Linked DNA regions of Homo sapiens: region 2 is linked to region 1. Evidence: chromatin contacts called from ENCODE Hi-C data. All regions are on one chromosome and are shown on one strand. The core of a region is the stretch at or near the end of the contact, and the rest is flanking DNA. Distances in the headings are between cores, read along the strand shown. Region 1 holds the start of SCG2 (secretogranin II). Region 2 overlaps WDFY1 (WD repeat and FYVE domain containing 1).

Evidence for each region. Hi-C counts contacts between places; a loop is a spot of excess contacts on that map. Pooled maps may share reads with other maps.
Region 2: a loop to region 1 is called in a pooled map of posterior vena cava, with 3 times the contacts of the local background. The contact joins the enhancer-like site here to the promoter of SCG2 in region 1. A Hi-C loop is called at or near these places in 2 of 50 pooled maps.

The regions. Positions count from the first base shown.
Region 1 is chr2:223,600,777-223,604,572 of GRCh38, forward strand. It overlaps SCG2 (secretogranin II), which reads right to left and starts at 1,585. Exons shown (of 2, transcript NM_003469.5): 1 at 1,509-1,585.
Region 2 is chr2:223,929,122-223,932,917 of GRCh38, forward strand. The region is part of intron 1 of WDFY1 (WD repeat and FYVE domain containing 1); the gene reads right to left. Among named protein-coding and RNA genes, the nearest start is that of WDFY1, 14 kb to the right of the region's middle. Within about 2 kb of position 1,635, at least 18 of the 41 ENCODE cell types and tissues checked have a DNase peak (open chromatin) inside an H3K27ac peak, as active enhancers do.

The DNA.
Region 1 (3,796 bases), core at 335-2,834:
TTAATTTATTGAAAGAAACATCTTGAAAGGCATTTGAGAGGATACTTCCAAAATATTTATTATAAATACATGTTTACTATAAGTAATTTTATTCATAAAATAATGAGGTTCAAATAAAAATACATTATGCACTCTTGTTTATATTATTTCAGGATTAATGTAGCTTTGGTAATCAACTTTCAACATTGGCATTTGAAATAATAATCTTAAAAACCTTACTGAACTTATTTTTTTTGAAGCCACAATACTGAAATAGTCTTAACATGTGGATTATATGCTCATCTTTAAAATCATTATCTTGGAACTGCACTTTGCTGTAAAGTTGAAGCAGACTACTCATTGCAGTTGTTTAAACCACAGCCTAAGAAGTGCTACCCTTTGCTTAACTATTCAGCTTCAGTTTGAATGACATAGTTATTGCCTTTGAGTGAGACCCAAAGGATTCTTTTCCCAGGTAGCAGCTCTTTCAAGTAGTAAAGATGTTTCAACAGCTCTACTATTCTATATGGGGTTTGATTTAAAATTGAATTTTCTGAAATCCAAATAATTAGAACATTATTTTTCCCCTGATAGCTATCATTAAAATCTCTCAAGTTAAAATGTCTTTTCTGTTGAATTCAGGCTAGAGCATTGACACATGCAGGTGACTATATGTAATTTAAGCAATTCAACTAGTTGGGATACAGAAAAAATGAAATACTTGTCCCAGACAAAATCTTTAGCAACATATTGAACATCCTCTTTAAATCAAATTATAGCAATAACAATAACAATTTACAAAGTTATGAGTATTTTCATCATGTATTCAAAATGATCATTTCTCTGTAATTCATGGTCACAGCCAAATTACAACCCAAGATAATATTTTGCCCTGGAAAAAGGAAGAATCCAGTGTTCAGGAAAATCCTAAGTTAACATCTTAGAACTAAAATTAGGAGATAATAATGTAAGCTCTTTCAAATATACAAGTTCAGAAAAGAATTTTATGTGGTTAGTTAATTCAGAGCTCTTGTAAGATAAATATCAAAGAAAAAAAACCTAGTTCCAAAATGGGTTGCCTTTATGACTAACATGCTTGACAGCCTTTGTATCATTGGAAACCTACTGTTAAGAATATTAAACATATAAATTATACCCCTGGCTTCGTATCTGGCTCTTAGTGGCAGAAATAATAAATTTTGGAAAGAAACAAGATATTGGGCTTGGTTAACTTTACATTAATCTGTGTATTGACACTAAAATCCTTAACTTTTTCACTCTTTTTTATATGATTATCTAAGTAACATTCTGGTTAGTAAATATCCAACATCAAGTAGTATAAAGCATAGACCCGATCATGTATATACACATATGTAGTGTCCTTACATTGGCTGATGAGCAGCAGGTTGCTATTCAGTTATCCTATCGACATAAGCTTGCCAAACAGTCTTTTTCTTCTCAGCTAGGAATTAAAAGAAGAGCATGCAATTTGGAACTTTCCAATAAATCAAAGAGAAAAGCAGCCTTACCTCTTTTTGTTTATATGGCAGAGGAGCTCCACAGCATATTCCTCCCCGTTCTCCGGGCGAGCTTCTCGGGCCGTTTCAGCACACGGACAGCTCCTCTGCTTATAGGGAGCCGCTGCGCCTGACTCCGCACTGCCACACTGACGTCACCGGGTTCAGCCACAAACCCCAGCACAAGCGAGGTTTTTCAAAGAACCAAGAGAAAATAATCACTTTATATTTAAAAAAAAAAAAAAAGAAAGAAAGAAAAGAAAAGAAAAAAAAGTTGCATGCTTACGCCACCTGTCTTTTTGTGGCAAAAATTGCAGTTTTCCTTTTTCTTTTATCAAAATCTTTGAGACGGAATAAACTGCTCTGCACGATTTCTCTTACAAAGAAAGAAATGTGTGTCAGACAGACATGGCTAATTGCAAGACAATCTCATCTATGTTCTAGCAACTTGTTATAATAGTTTCTTGGTGTCACTGTTGTAATTGTTGTCGTCGTTGTAAGAAAGTTTTACAGACAAGGATTATTTTTTCATCTTTGCCCACAAAGAAATTACATTACCATTTCCTGTTATAACCAAGATGAATGGAGGACACATTATAAATATGAAAGGCCATATTTCTTATCATGACCACAGCCATCATTCTTTTAAAATCATATTTATTTGAATAAAACAGAGAGTTCTCTCTCTTTTATATGAGAGCCAACTTTAATAGCTTATATAGTTTTTTAAATGGGTATTTATCAGACTTCAAGCTTAGTAGCTAATAATTCTTTATATCTCTGTTACTGTCTTTCACAATATCTGATCTCAGAAAGGGAAGCTCAGAAGTTGAGTGCTGATGAAAATACTTTCATCTACTTAAAAAAAAAGTCTTTTCACTGTTTGGGAAAAATGTGACACATACGTAACTAGAATTCATTTGCAATCGAAAGGAAGTTGTACTATAAATATTTCCCTTCTCCTGTTGAATCAGATGAGTTGAATACCTTCCATGAATGTGAACAATCCAGGGAATAATACAGCAATTAACTTTCAACCTCTCAGATTTATAATTCATAATCATTCCTCTGCCTTACCAGATAACCTGATTATATATTTCAATAATTTATATGGATATAAATTTTAAACTTTATTTTATTAAAGATATGAGTTTCTAAAAACTGTATATGTTGACATATACTTTAAGAATGCAACAGAATCTTGCCATATAAGAGATCCCATGTGTTTCTGCTAAATGAACAATCAGCCACTGACTCAATAAATTGTAATACCTACTAGGTGCCAGATACATTGCTAAATGCACAATTGTTAACTAATACAAAAATAAGTGATTTTTTTGCCTTTGATGAGCCTTTCAGCTAATGGGGATGACATGCAAATAAACACATAATTTTCATATAAATTGGAAAGCATCAATAGAGAGGTTAGCTAGCAGTGTTTGGACCATTTGGATAGCCAATGGGTTCAACCTAGAAATTCAGGGGGAAACAATGTCCTGGAATAAAAGGCCTAAGCTGAGATTTCTCACTATCAGGTTTTCTTACAAGGATTTCTAACTATGTTAGTACTTTTGAATTCCTCGAAAAAATAGGAAATGGCTTAAAGTCTTACAGAAAAAATCTTGGAAAAATGTGCCTCGATTCTCCCTATTTGGTTTTCCTAAACGACTAGGAGATCATCATTTGTGGATTGATATGAATTCATATACACTCAGACTGGGGTTATATGTCCAATTCATCCAACAAATTTTGCCTCATAGTGGTTTTTTAGGGCATGATCAAATGCTGGGTTGAAGAGACCTAAATATGACCCATTTCTCAAGCATCATCTCAATGACACCAGCTCATTCACTGACATCCTTAGCTAAGATTGCCTTAAATCTTAACAAAGCCCTGGCTAGCTGCTCCAAGTTTGACCTAATTTTCTGTCCAGCAGTTCTGTGTGACCAGTTCAACTAACCAGTATCAACGCAGCTTTAGAAAACTCTGCAATTATTCTTAAAATGTTGAGTTTGTTCAGCATAGGTCTCAAAAGCCCTCCAGAAAGTCATCCTGACTAGGCTAATTCATTTATGTGGAACTAAACTTTTTGGCAAGAACCAGAAGCTACGGTTCTTCTAAAGCCCCAGAGTCAACATCTTGCCTGGAAATATCTTCAATCATCCAAAAGACATGCAAAACCTCATTCAAAATCTCCAAGTAGATGTGAGATGCCAGGAGGCTGTTGCTGGGATGGATTGGCTCCACTAGGCTCAAGATGTGGGTAGAACAATAAGCCATTGTGGGCTATTGAATTTCTG
Region 2 (3,796 bases), core at 385-2,884, 330 kb after region 1:
ATAAACTGTGCCTCTCCATCAGCATGTGTCCCTGTCTAACTTCTTTTTTTTTTTCTTTCTGTTTTTTGTTTTTTTTTTTTTTTGAGACAGAGTTTTGCTCTTTATGCCCAGGCTGGAGTGTGATGGTGAGATCTCTTCTCACTGCAACCTCCGCCTCCCGGGTTCAAGCGATTCTCCTGCCTCAGCCCCGCTAGTAGCTGGGATTACAGGCACCCACCACCATGCCCAGCTAATTTTTGTATTTTTAGTAGAGATGGGGTTTCACCATGTTGGTCAGGCTGGTCTTGAACTCCTGACCTCAGGTGATCTGCCCACCTCGATCTCCCAAAGTGCTGGGATTACAGGCATGAGCCACCGTGCCCAGCCTCCTGCTTAACTTCCTGCAAGCTCACAACACTGAACTGTTGTGGCACACACAAGAATGTTCCTGCATTCTAGACACACATCAAGATTCGTGAAAAGCAACTCTGTGATTTCCCACCTCCCTGCACCTCCCTGAACTTCCCTCTACCACCTTCTCTAAAAAAAATTTAAAAAAATAAAGATTCATGAAAAGCTTGTGGTCTGTTGAGAACGAGGTGCCACATCCTGATGGCAGGGATGACAGGCGCTTCTGCCTTCATTTTACACTTAAGGAAGCAGAAGCAAGGAGAGATACGATCTGAAAATCACACAAACCAACAGCAGCACTGCATCAGACTGACTTCATTTAGTTGTTTGACCAACTTTCTCTCTTATCAAGATGGTGAAAGTTCATCTTTAAAACATTATCAAAGTAAACAATTCAAAGCAAAGCAGCCTTATGTGGTAAGTAAGTAAAACTTTTTTAAAGGCTTTTTAGAAATCCACACTTTATCCTCCAAAGCAGTAATTCCTAAACAATAAGGAAACAAGAAGCAGTAAATTACTTTTTCCCCCCAAATAAATCAGAGTATGGAAAAGTTCAGGTCTAACTTCAAAGCTCACTTGGTTCAAAGAAATACTGACCTCTGTGCTAAATACGAGTGGTGATTCCAACAAAGTCTCTCACTACCTCCAGCTCTAGATTTAGCCCAATCTAGCTACAGCGTGCGATATTGTATGTAAGTGCCTGTGGTGAAACAATTTAAAAAACAATGTGCTCAATTCTTTACTCCTCCCTGCATCCACGCTCCTTACAATCAGCCATTTTGCAGCTCTTTCCATCAAGAGATGGAATATATTTCTCTGAGCCTTGTTTTTGTTTTGAGACGGAGTCCGGTTCTGTCACCCAGGCTGGAGTGCAATGGCTTGATCTCGGCTCACTGCAACCTCCGCCTACCGGGTTCAGGCGATTCTCTTGCCTCAGCCTCCTGAGTAGCTGGGATTACAGGCATGCGCCACCACGCCAGGCTAAGTTTGTGTATTTTTAGTAGAGACGGGGTTTCACCATGTTGACCATACTGGTCTCGAATTCCTGACCTCACGTGATCCGCCCTCCTTGGCCTCCCAGGCATGAACTGCCGTGCCTTGCCTATTTCTCTGAGCCTTGAATATGGGTTGGCTAGTGACGCTATGTTTAAAAAAATGTGGCTGAATGGGGTGCTAGTACTGGGTCCTGAGGCCTGGTTTGCTCTCACTCTGTGTCTTGGAAGACTGCCACGTCACATGAACCACAGGGGCCAGCCTACCAGAGGACAAATGACGACATGGGAGAGAGCTCAACTGTCCTAGCTGAAGCCATCCTCGGCCCGCCTGTAGCAAGCTCACTCCCAGGCATGAGAAAGAGTCCAGCTAAGCTCAGCAGAGCTGGCCCACGGCTGGCCACAAGCATGAGTGAGCCTGGCTGAGGCCAGAAGCACTGCCTAGGTGACCTGTAGGCTCATGAACAATGACAAATCCCTGCTGTTTTAAGCCACTGAGTTTTGAGGTAGTTTGTTATGTAGCACGAGCTAACTGACACCATGCTTTCTGTTCCAAATAAATAATATACCTTTAAGAACCATAGGAATCTGAGGTTAAAATTAAAAATAAAAAGCATTTGGCATTTATTGAATGCCAAGGATTTTAAAGTAGATAGTACGAATAACTCCATTTCAACTCTTAATTGAAATACAGGATTCCCATTTTGCAAAAGTGCTAATTTGAATCCTTAAAAATGGAAGCAGTCACTGAAGTACAAAATAAAGTTATTACTCTTAAATATCATATAGTAATGTTTGTTATCCTGTCTACCAAGGATAAAACTTCTGTATGCTTTACCTTCCTATAGTAGATATATGAAAAGTGGAGTTATAACCACAGTTATGATTAAGAATAAAGTGTTTATTCCAGGGAGATTAATCTTTGATCTGCTGAAAGATATGCCTGATGATCATAATAAGTAGAAGGATTCCTTTTTATTTCTACTGTTAAACTCTATCAAAGAGCCAATTAAAAATAAGGTTAAAATACACTTAAGGGAATCACTAAGTCTTGAAAGCCTCATCTATTTAAGCCACAATACAGTAGGAGCAAAGATAGATTCAAGGTACAATTTTTTCCTCTGAAAAGCACTGGCTCACAAACCAGGAGGCATCTTGCAGGAGTCATTAATATTTTTCTTTCTTTTTTTTTTTTTTTTTTGAGACAGAGTCTTGCTCTGTTGCACAGGTTGGAGGCAGTGGCGTGATCTCAGCTCACTGCAGCCTCTGCCTCCCGGGTTCAAGCAATTCTCTTGCCTCAGCTTCCCAAGTAGCTGGGACTACAGGCATGCACTACCACACCCAGCTAATTTTTGTATTTTTAGTACAGACAGGGTTTCGCCATGTTGGCCAGGCTGGTCTTGAACTCCTGGCCTCAAGTGGTCCACCTACCTCGGCCTCCCAAAGTGCTGGGATTACAGGCGTGAGCCACTGCACCTGGCCTAATTGGTCTAATTTTTTTTTTTTCCCCATACCAGAAAGGGCACTGGAAATATTTTTAAACCTGTAATTCCATAAGGGTATACATTTGGGTTCAATACATATTTTCTAGTATGTATTACCAGTATGAGTACCTTTTTTTTTTTTTTTTTTTTTTTGAGACGAAGTCTCGCTCTGTCACCCAGGCTGGAGTGCAGTGGTGCAATCTCGGCTCACTGCAAGCTCCACCTCCTGGGTTCACGCCATTCTCCTGCCTCAGCCTCCCGAGCAGCTGGGACTACAGGTGCCTGCCACCACGCCTGGCTAATTTTTTGTATTTTTAGTAGAGACAGGGTTTCACCGTGTTAGCCAGGATGGTCTCGATCTCCTGACATTGTGATTCGCCCACCTCGGCCTCCCAAAGTGCTGGGATTACAGGCATGAGCCATGGCGCCGGGTCGATTACCTTGAAATTGATGTCCAGACTTTAATAAGCAGACTCAACTAGCACATAATTATTTCTACAAAATCACACCAAGTTCTACCTGGCCTGAAACAGCAATATCTCTGAAACTGAATATCTTTTTTAAACTTTCTCAAAAACACACCCTAATCACTCCAAAAACAGCTAAATTAAAGCAATTTAACCATCCTTAAATTCTAAACTGATAAAAAGAGATCATTCAATTAATCATTTTAAAAGGGCATACTATATGTTACAAATTAAGTCCAAGGTCCTGATTTCTTTTAAACTCTGGGCAAACAGTAATTCTGAGAAAATCTGATTTTCTGGTCATTCTTAGGGATGCTGATACTATTTCAAATCTTGGTAAATCTGTGAACATTTCTGTCACCTATAGCAAAGGATATTTTTTCCTAGTCTGACAGTACCTCCAGGGGATACAGGAAAAAAAAAAAGTGTACTTCTGGCATGCTAGATGGTTTCTATAACATTA